2 separate regions of the Homo sapiens genome follow, and region 1 is linked to region 2. The links are chromatin contacts, found by Hi-C or POLR2A ChIA-PET in ENCODE. All regions are on one chromosome and are shown on one strand. The core of a region is the stretch at or near the end of the contact, and the rest is flanking DNA. Distances in the headings are between cores, read along the strand shown.

Region 1 (5,452 bases), core at 1,774-4,273, 49 kb after region 2:
TCGGTGGTTCAGTTCTCCTTGAGTCCTGGTTATCAAACCCAGCATACACTGGGACTCAAACAAACAGAAGAGTTGAGAAGAATAAACAGATCCTGCATGCTCTCACATTCCCTTGTATGCTCATCTCTATTTCCAAGCCATCCTTGAAATAGAAAAACATCTTTATGTCCTAAAACAATTTAAGGACCTTTTAATCAATGTGTAAACAGACCTAGGATTAGAGTTAAAGAGGTGGAAAGTAAATCCCACATGCAGAAGATCTGAGACCCTGGAGAAGAGGCACTGTGCTCTAGCCCAGCACTCTATAAGCATCAAGTTAGGCAGACATCTGCTGGTGAGGAGAGAAAGGTAGCTTCGCTGTCGGTACTGTCAAAGACAAAGGTGAAGACTTGCTCCCAGCTGCTGCAGGAAAACATTCTATAGTGTGGTCCACAATGTATGAGAGACTAAAAAAGTTCAAGCACATTAGGAATGAAAGCTTCTTTGTCCACACCCCTTCAGTAGAGGATCTCATCCTTTCCCATGCCTCTAAATATAAGTGAACTTGACAACTCCCAAATTTTACCTGCAGCCAGATTTCTGATATGAACAGAAACTCATGTAACTGTCCACTTGTGATCTCCGCTTGAGTTATCACAGGCATTTCAGTTTAGCATGTCTGAAATGGAACTCCAGATCTATCCATCAAATCCATTCTTCCCCATATTTCTGTCTCAATAAAGGGTACTTCTCACTTGCTTAAGTCAGGAACCTGGAGTCGCTCTTCATCCTTCATATCCAATCCACCAGCAAGTGCTGTCAGTTCTATCTCCAAAACATGTCTTGACTCCACCCGCTTTTCTCCCTCTCTACAGCCATCATCGTTTGCCAGACCACAATCATCTTTTGCCTGTTTGGCTCAGTGGCCTCCTAACTGGTTGACCAGTTCCCCTTCTGCTCTTTTCCAATCCTTGTTCCAGACAACAGCCTGAGTGATTAAAATATCACCCCTCTGTATTTGCAGATTCTGCATTCAGAAATTCAACCAACTGCGGATCAGAAATATTTGAAAAAAATTAAAAATAACAATACAACAATAAAAATAATGCAAATTAAAAAACCAATACAGTACAACTGTTTGCATAGCATTTACATTGTATGAGGTATTAGGAGTAATCTAGGGATGATTTAAAGTATATGGGAGGATGTGTGTAGGTTATATGCCAAAACTATGCCATTTTATATCAGGAATTTGAGTATTTTGGTGTCCCTGGGGAGTTCTGGAAGCAATTCCTTGAAGATACCTAGGAATGCTGTATATATACACAGTCAACATGTCTCTTAACAATGAAAATATGTCCTGAGAAATGCGTCATTAGGTGATTTTGTCATTATGGGAACATCATTGAGTGTTCTTACACAAACCTAGATGGTAGAGCCTACTACACACCTAGGCTGTATGGTATAGCCTATTGCTCCTAGGCTACAAACCTGTACAGCATGGTACTCTATTGAGTACTGTAGGCAATTGGAGTACAATAGTATTTGTGTATCTAAACATAGATAAGGTACAGTAAAAATATGATATTATAATCTTATGAGACTGCTGTTGTATATGCGGTCTATTGTTGACTGAAATATCATTATGTGGCATATGACATGTATACACACACACACACACACACACACACACACACACACACACTGAACCATGCCACTGACCTGCTTAGTACCCTTTAGAGGCTTCCCATTGAACTTGGAATAAAAATCCCACCTTCCTCTCATAGCCTTTCAGATTCTCCCTGGAGCTGAGGTTCATCTCACGCCCCCTTCATCTATGCTGGCCCTGCTCTACTTCTCACAGAGGCATGTTCTTGCCAAGATATTTCCTGCTTCAGTGCCTGTGAGCATGTGGTTCCCTCTCCTGCAAGGCTTTCTGGCCCCCACTCTGCCTGGCACTGAGGCATGTCATGCACATTGTATTTTCATGAACAATGTCCCTTAGAGCTGTCCATCAAGGCAGCCCTCTTTCCTGACCACACAACCTAAAATCAGCTGCCAGCTTCTCACTCTCAGAGACCACATTTTTTTTCCCTCATAGCCTGTAACACAACTTGTAATACATATTTATTTGGGTATTTACTTTTTAAATCTCTCATGCCTCCTTAGACTGTAAGCTTCCTTCAGGTAAGGATCACACTTGACATGTTAACCACTGTATATCTATGGGCTTGATACAGTGCTTGGTGTAAATCGGTGTTCTGTAAATTCTTGTGGAATGAATGAAGTAAGGAAAACCCACAGGGCAAGGGGAACAGGGTCTAACAGGGCTGGGTGAGAGTGAATTAAGCAAAAATATGACACCAATACTGAGCAAACTCCAGGCTTGAGGGCATGGCATGCTGGTGCTTCTCTGAGAGTCCCATCTGCCCAGGCTCTTAGAACTGTGTGCTGATAGCTCTTTAAGTGAGGGTAAATATTAACACACCAGGATTACCCCAACTGTGAACTCAACCTATGTGGTCCGAGTTAAAGGCCTTATCTCTTGCTACAATCACCAGACACAAATGAAGAGAGATCAGTATTCTATGCTTCTCTCCCTCCTCCCACACTTCCACTCCATATCCTGGTATTCTTTGCCCTTTCAAGCTTCTGTGCTCTGCCTTCACTATTTATTTATTCTTTTGCTTCTCCTTTCTCCATGCCCAGGAGGCTGCCCTTTCTTTTTGGCCCCTGTATTCCAGAGGGATCTCAGGCATTCTAGCCCTTGACTTGGGTCACCACTGCTGAATCAACCGCCCCATTCTCATGTCTTTCCTTCGGGTCTTTCGGACAGTCTTGGCTAGAGAGCCCCAGCCACCTGCCTGGCCCTGCTGACCAGCACAGGCTCCCACCGATCAGTCTGTTATCTTTGCTCCCTGATCCTCACTCTCTGAGGCTGCACGTAGCTCTCTCTCTAGAGGGAGGGAGAGCCATTTCTCATGCTCCTGTGATTTAAAAAGGCAGGCATTACTTTATCACAAAGCGCCCAGAAAAACCATAGCCCAGAATAAAAACAGATCCCTTTCTCTGTGGTCTCTTTCTGCTTCCTTTTTAAACTTCTCTTTTTTTGGTTGTACATATAGTCAACAGAAATTAAAACCATCAGTCAGTGGATATCAAGTTACTGTTGGAAAAACTACTGGTAGCATTATGTGTATATACTTTTATTCAAAATGTCATTACATGTTATCATGATGCACATACTATAAACTTCAATGGGTGTGAAAGGTAGACATGAAATGTTAAATTTCCCTTCTATGTCCACACCGCCCCACTTCCCCTTAGCAAGTTTCTTGCATAACATTCTGAAGATCCTGTGCATTTACAAACATGCATATAAGTGCACTTTCCTTCCCCTCCTCCCACTCTTCCATTGTTCTGCACCTTGCTCTGTTCTCTGAACAATATGTTCTGCATCAGGAATCCAAAAGTGTTCTAACTTTTTTTTTTTTCTTTTCAAGATGGAGTCTTGCTCTGTCACCCAGGCTAGAGTGCAATGGCTCAATCTCGGCTTACTGCAACCTCTGCCTCCCGGGTCCAAGTGATTCTCCTGCCTCAGCCTCCTGAGTAGCTGGAACTAAGGGCACGTGCCACCATGCCCAGCTAATTTTTGTATTTTTAGTAGAGATGAAGTTTCACCATGTTGGCCAGGCTGGTCTCGAACTCCTGGCCTCAAGTGATCTGCCCGCCTCAGCCTCCCAAAGTGCTGGGATTATAGGCTTGAGCCACTGTGCCTGGCCTCAAAAAAGTGTTCTAAGTTTTTATAGCTACATAGTATTTCATTTTTTGGACAAATCATAATTTACATTAAGAAAATGGCATGAAATTTCACACATATATTACAATATATTTATGAATAAATTCCTCAAAATCAAGGGGTATAAATACATTCATTTTTAATTTGATAGAGATTGTTGAATTGCCATCTGGAGTAATTTATGACCATGCTTGTTCTATACATCTTTGTCAGTATAGTTTACAAAATTTTTCTATTTTGCTAATCTGTGAACTGAAAAATGCAGTTATTATAATTTTAATTTGCTTTTTTTTTTTTTTTTTTTTGAGATGGAGTCTGGCTCTGTCTCCCAGGCTGGAGTGCAGTGGCACGATCTCGGCTCACTGCAGGCTCCGCCTCCCGGGTTCACGCCATTCTCCTGTCTCAGCCTCCTGAGTAGCTGGGACTACAGGCAACCGCCACCACGCCAGGCTATTTTTTTCTGTATTTTTAGTAGAGATGGGGTTTCACCGTGTTAGCCAGGATGATCTTGACCTCCTGACCTTGTGACCGCCCACCTCGGCCTCACAAAGTGCTGGTATTACAGGCATGAGCCACTGCGCCCGGCCGCATTTTATTTGACCACAAGCATATATTTGTATGTTTAGAGCAGGGGTGTCCAATCTTTTGGCTTCCCTGGGCCACATTGGAAGAAGAAGAATTGTCTTGGGCCACACAGAAAATACGCTAACACCAACAATAGCTGATGAACTGAAAAACAAAACAAAAATCACAAAAAAATCTCATAATGTTGGCCGGGCGCAGTGGCTCACGCCTGTAATCCCAGCACTTTGGGAGGCCGAGACGGGCGGAACACCTGAAGTCAGGAGTTCAAGACCAGCCTTAACATGGAGGAACCCCGTCTCTACTAAAAATACAAAATTAGCCAGGCGTGGTGGTGCAGGCCTGTAATCCCAGCTACTCGGGAGGCTGAGGCAGGAGAATTGCTTGAACCTGGGAGGTGGAGGTTGCAGTGAGCCGAGATCACGCCATTGCACTCCATCCTGGGCAACAAGAGCGAAACTCCATCTCAAAAAAAAAAAAATCTCATAATGTTTTAAGAAAGTTTATGGATTTGTGTTGGGCCACATTCAAAGCTGTCCTAGGCCACATGTGGCTTGTGAGCCGTGAGTTGGACAAGCTTGATTTTGAGCATTTATATTTCCTTTTCTATGAACGCTTCATAATCTGCCTATTTTTTCAAATGGAACAATAATTTTTTCCTTATTGATTTGTAAAAGTTATTTATATTTTCAGGAAGTTTGTTTATGGTGGGCTTGTCTTGAGTAATTAAAAAAATTTTAATGTAATTCAATTCAGCTTTCTTTTAAGGCATCTGGGTTTTTGTGTGATACTTAGGAAAGCTTTAATTACAGGGTATTACGTACATTCTCCCATGATTTTTTCTAATAATTTGATTTTTTACACATAAATCTTTGCTCCACCTGTAATTTATCTTGTTGTAACCAATAAGATAGGAATCCAAAATAAATTTTTCTTCCCAGATGGTCACCCTGATGTTCCTGATGTTCCAACACCATTTACTGGTTAATCCATCTTTTCCCTGATGACTTGAAAAACCAAAACTTTATCGTATACTAAGCCACTACATGGCTCTGGGCTTTTTATTCTGTCCACTAGTCTGTCTAATCATGT
Region 2 (5,817 bases), core at 1,010-3,509:
GCGGAGGTTGCAGTGGGCCAAGATCCCGCACTGTACTCTAGCCTGGTCAACAAGAGCAAAACTCAGTCTTAAAAAAAAAAAACCCTATACATTTTTAAATAAAGAGTATAATTGGACTGTTTGTAACTCAAAGGATAAATGCTTGAGGGGATGGATACCCCATTCTCCATGATGTGCTTATATTTCACACTGCATACCTATATCAAAACATCTCATGTACCCCATAAATATACATACCTACTATGTACCCACAAAAATTAAAAATAATAAAAAAAAGGAAATAGATTGGGCTTTGTGACCAGGTCAACCAAGACAGTAGGTGGAAATGATGCCAAATGACTTTTGAGGCTAGGTCAAAAAAGGCAATGCAACTCCTACCTTGCTTGCTGCAACTCTCAGCTGGAAGCCCTCAGCTGCCATGCAAGCAGGCTACCCTGAAGGCACCATGCTGTGAGGAAGCCCAAACTAGCCCATCAGGAGAGACACCATGGAGAAGTTCTGAGGGGATGTAATGAGAGGCAGAGACACCCCACCAGTCCTCGGATGCTCCAGCTCCCTGCTCTTCTAGCTCCAGCCACCACCTGACTGCAACTGCCTGAGAAACCCTGAGCCAGAACCACCCCGCTGAGCCCTTCCCAAATTCCTGACTTGTGAAAATTGTGAGAGATAAAATTATTATTATTATAATAAGCCACTAGGTTTTGTGGTGATTTGTTATGCAGAACAGCTTCAAAGGAGAACTCAAAGTTTAGGCAGAGGCGGAGGCAGATGTAGTGTCTAGTGCCTAGTCTAGTCTGCTGTCCTTAATTCTGTGCACTTGACTCTTCACGTACCAGCCAAATTCCTGATATTCTTCTGCATAAATGCCAGAGGGAGCCAGGTTGGTTGGCTGATTTAGTTACTGTCACTGGTATTGAAAACCTCATCGGGTACCTCAGCCAGCCTGAGTCTTTGGGTTAGGTGCCCACTCATCCAATCAGTAGCCACTCTTGTAGAAGGCCAACCTGTCCCAGTTCACCTGGTTAGGGGCCTGTGGCCATGGCCCTTTCCATGTGAAGGGGAAGTTGGGGTGGCAGGTGTCTAGTGGATCCACCTGGCACCTGTGGTTTGTTGTCGTGTCTTTCCAGGCTTGTGCTCTATGCTTTAGAATCATCCCTACTCCCAATACTTACTCATCTTTTGAGTCTCAATTATGCATTACCTTCTTCATGAAGCTGGGCCATTCCCCTTGGAGACCCCCTGTCTCTTTGCACACCCTCCCTACTAAAGAGAGCTCACTGGCTTCCCCATCCATCTTTCCCACAAAGCTGACCATCCTCAGCTTATTCATCTCAGTCTTCCTAATGCCAGGCTTTGTGGCTGGCTCATAGCAGGGGCTGGATAAATCATTGATAAAACATGAATAGATGTGTTTAGTTGAAAGAGGATAAAGGGAATCATAACATCAGCTACTCTGGAGTGTGGAATGCTTTTGATGTCTGAGTTGGGAGGCTAGGTTCTGTTTCACTGCCTCTTGCAGTAGTTGATACCAGTTCATTGATTATGTCGTTCTGTTACCTGCAGTAGGAACAGATCGTGTCCTAAAAGTGTGTGGTCTGGAACTTGAAGCACATTTTCCCTCATAGAAACAGGTTAGTGGTTTTCAAATTAAAAATAAAATAAACCCAAAAAATCATGAAAAAAAAATTCTACAAGAAACTGAACTTGGAAAGTCAGCTTTGAGGTGGTTTGAAGTTAACAATGGACTGGTCTCTAAGCTTTGGAGGGATAGGGGAAGATGAAAGTGTTGGGGACCCCAGAGCTGCCAGTCAGTTAAAGGGCACTCAGATGCTGTTGTCCCAAATATATAAGTATGGGGGATGGGGGATCCAGGAATATATTTAATTTTTAAAAACTTCACTACTTTATGTTTAAATGGGTAATACACAATGATAGTACAGCTTTTATAATATTTTTATATTTTAGTAACAATGTTTTTACTTCAAATTTACCGTCTATGGGAAATGTTGAAAAAGAAAAGGCCACATAGTTTTCTCTACCCAGATTTCATGCACAGTAAGCTTTGCTTATCATTCCACACATTATTTTGAGTCTAGCTATTTCCTCCCCTCTCCACTCCTTTGACCTATTTTTAGGTCTAGAAGCTAAAAAAAAAAAAAAGATTGTCTAGTGAGGACCTAGTAGCTGGCAGCCCTGAGGGTGGGTGTACCCTGGGGCCTCAGCCCTGGCCTTAACAGGCCTTAGGTGTCGGGGGTGGTGGGGGGGAGGGTTGGGGATTCCAATCCATATTCTGTTAAAGGAACCCTCCCCTCCCTCTTTCTGGGTGAGGCCAAAGGCTGCCCAGTCAGCTGGCCTGGCCTGAGAAGGCTAAGATAGTGCAGGCGCTGTGGTTCCCCATCTCCTCTGCTTCCGTCTCCCACACACTTACAGTTTGGTCCTATTCTTCCCACCCCAAGCTGCTCTGGGGCTGCCACCCTCATACCCCGACCCCAGATCCCAGCCCCAGGCAGATCATTAGGCTGCAGTCAGTCCTGGTTCTTTGCCTTCCTCCCTACCAACTTCTGACTGTGCTGCAGAAAGCAGATAACTGAAAGCCACTCAATATACCTAGAAGGCAGGGCCATAGGATGAGCTTGGCCTTTGGAGTAGCAGACCATGGTTCAAATTGTAGTTGAAACCCCAGCTCTGGGACCTGTTTGCTGTCTGACCACGGGCAAATGACTTACCCTATCTGTGCTACAGTTTCTTATCTGTGAAGTGGAGAAGAGGATAATGATCTACTTTGGAGGGCATTGGGAATTAGAGAAAATGTATGTAAAGTGTCTGGTACAATGTGGCCTACAACTGCCCCTAATAAATGTTTATTGAGGCCTTATCCTCAGCTTTCCAGGAAAGCTGGGGAGGGTTTCCCTCTGGATCTCCTTGTGCTCATGGGGTCGGGACTCTAGGCTGGAGGAGCACAGATTTCCACAATCCTGTGGTACTCATATGTCCGGTAGAGCATCACCTTCATATTTAGAGTCTTCTTCTCCTTTCTTGCGTTAGGATCTTCATGGATTGCAACATTGCACCCTTTACCTAAATGAAACATCAGTGCATATAACTCTCCTCCCATTTTCACCAGGTTAAAACAAAAATTAGGATGGGCAGATGCCAGCCCTTGCTGGAGACCCAGGCTTCTGCATGAATGACTATCCATAAAGCATTTAGATGAGAGAATGTGAGGGAAAGCTGCTGTCCAAGATCTTCTCTGCTGGAGGATGGGACAATGGTCTCACATGCTCAGGAAGGTTTGTAACGTGGGGTTAAGCACGCTAACATGGAAGTTGAAACTCCTGGGTCCAAATCCTGGCTTTTCTAGTTACCAGCCAGGTGCATCAGTTTACTCATCTGTTAAAAGCAGAGGATGATGATGCTGATGAAGAGGATGATGAAGATGAAGATGATGGTACCCATCTCCTCAGGGTTACAGAAGGTGAATTGAATTGATGCAGTGAGAATGGAGTACACTGGACTCACTCATGAAGTATGTTAGCTGCTATGTTCATGCTTTCCCCCTTGGTTCTCTGTGTAGCTAGTGATAGAAATATCAAGCTTTCCAACAAGACTGTCCCTTACCACGTTTTCTTTCTTTTGTTAGCCTTTAGATTTTTTTCTGATTATAAAGGTTATATATGCTCAAGACAAACCACTTATAAAATGTAGAAAGACAAGGCTGGGCACGGTGGCTCACACCTGTGATCCCAGCACTTTGGGAGGCTGAGGCAGGCTGATCACCAGGTCAGGAGATCAAGACCATCCTGGCTAACACGATGAAACCCCGTCTCTACTAAAAATACAAAAAAAAATTAGCTGGGCTGGTGGCGGCCGCCTGTAGTCCCAGCTATTTGGGAGGCTGAGGCAGGAGAATGGCATGAACCTGGGAGGCGGAGCTTGCAGTGAGCCGAGGTCACGCCACCGCACTCCAGCCTGGGCGACAGAGCGAGACTCCGTCTCAAAAAAAAGTTGAAAGACAAAAAGAAGACAATGAAAACACACATCATATTACCGCTCCAGAGATGCTGTGAACATTTTTATGTATTAGGAAATAGATATTTATAGTCATTAGTATAGTATGTAAAAATGAGAGCCTATTAAAACGTGCAGCAGTGACCTATAGAAACCAAAGGTAAAAAAAAATCTGTGTTTGAAATCTGTTTGTTGCCTGTCCAAGTGCTCACTGCAGCTCCCCAGTGTGTTATGGAGCACAGGTTCTTAAAACTAGTGCTAGGCCTACAGCCTAACTTGGGAGCTTGAGAGAAGTTCAAACTCCCTGGCTGCACCTGCTGAATCAGAGAGCCTGGGGTGGGCACAGCAATCTATATTTTAACAAGCCCTCCAGAGGATTTTGAAGTCTGTTCAAATTTGAGAACCATTCTTAGAAATCAAAGTTCTAGCCCAGGTGCGGTGGCTCATGCCTGTAATCCCAGCACTTTGGGAGGCCCAGGAAGGTGGATCACTTAAGCCCAGGAATTTGAGACCAGCCTGGGCAACATAGTGAGACTCCATCCCTACAAAAAATATGTATTAAAAAAATTAGCTGGACATGGTGGCACATACCTGTAATCCTAGCTACCTGGAAAGCTGAGGTGGGAGAATCACCTGAGCCTGGGAAGTCAAGGCTGTAGTGAGCTGTGATCACACCACTGCACTCCAGCACGAATGACAGATTAAGTTCCTGTCTCGAAAGAAAGAAAAAGAATAAAACGGGCCAGGCACTGTGGCTCATGCCTGTAATCCTAGGACTTTGGGAGGCCGAGGGGGGCAGATCACGAGGTCAGGAGTTTGAGACCAGCCTGACCTACATGGTGAAACCCCATCTCTACTAAAAATACAAACATTAGCCAGGCATGGAGTCACGCGCCTGTAATCCCAGCTACTCGGGAGGCTGGGGCAGGAGAATCGCTTGAACCTGGGAGGCGGAGGTTGCAGTGAGCTGAGATCACGCCACCACACTCCAGCCTGGGTGACAGGGTGAGACTCCATCTCAAAAAAAAAAAGAATAAAAGGAAGAAAGGAAGGAAGGAAGGAAAAAGAAGGAAGGAAGAAAGAAAGAAAAAGAAAAAGAAAGAAAGAAGGAAAGAAAGTCAAAGTTCTGGAATTATTTTGAGAAGTTAAACAATAGTTAAGAAACTCTTGCTCTCTAAGGTCTCACAAATTTCAAGCTATGCATTTAAAATAGGTGCTGCCGAAAAAGAATGAACCCTGGAAAACATTCTACTTGCTACACTGAGACACCATATTAAAGACAGCATTATTTTAAATGTCTCTGGACTGCTTTTAAAAAGAACTTTGGGTCATGCATCTAATTCCCTTCTAACTTCTAAAATGGAAAGTAGTTTCCTATGGTTGGCATCTATCATATGTAGTTATAGACAGACCTACTCTGTGACACCATAGAGTACTCACTCATTTCTTCGTTTGTCATTCATTCAAATAATCACCATTCAGCTCTTTGAAGTATTTATTCTCTACCAGTTTCTGGCAGTCCTTTTTGCATTAGGAAAGAACAGATCTGTTTTATTTTCAGATTTTATTTTAAAAATATGTATTTTCAATGGTATTTGGAAGTTTATACTTGCAAGGGATTTGAGTGAAGTAGGAGATATTTTCTCTAGAACATTAAAAGTGTCTGAAGACCCCTTGACCCTCTCCCACACTAGTGCCAAGACAAGAAAACAGGATTTTTCTGCTCTCTTTGAGTTCTAGTCTCTAGGTACAAAGGAATTACATCTCAGTTACTGGAAAGTTTGCAGAACAGAGGAATGGCCCAATGTC

The links. Hi-C counts contacts between places; a loop is a spot of excess contacts on that map. ChIA-PET counts read pairs that join two places held with the same protein, here RNA polymerase II (POLR2A). Pooled maps may share reads with other maps.
Region 1: a loop to region 2 is called in a map of astrocyte of the cerebellum, with 9 times the contacts of the local background. The contact joins two enhancer-like sites. A Hi-C loop is called at or near these places in 6 of 168 maps with a recorded cell type or tissue (Caco-2, HepG2, MCF 10A and 3 more), 1 of 37 single-sample maps with no recorded cell type and 1 of 50 pooled maps. POLR2A ChIA-PET finds 5 or more read pairs at or near these places in 7 of 52 experiments (A549, H1, HepG2 and 4 more).

What each region holds. Positions count from the first base shown.
Region 1 is chr2:74,814,213-74,819,664 of GRCh38, forward strand. No RefSeq gene overlaps it. Among named protein-coding and RNA genes, the nearest start is that of HK2-DT, 17 kb to the right of the region's middle. Within about 2 kb of position 3,024, at least 2 of the 41 ENCODE cell types and tissues checked have a DNase peak (open chromatin) inside an H3K27ac peak, as active enhancers do.
Region 2 is chr2:74,766,364-74,772,180 of GRCh38, forward strand. The region is part of intron 1 of LOC102724482 (a long non-coding RNA gene); the gene reads right to left. Among named protein-coding and RNA genes, the nearest start is that of HK2-DT, 65 kb to the right of the region's middle. Within about 2 kb of position 2,260, at least 3 of the 41 ENCODE cell types and tissues checked have a DNase peak (open chromatin) inside an H3K27ac peak, as active enhancers do.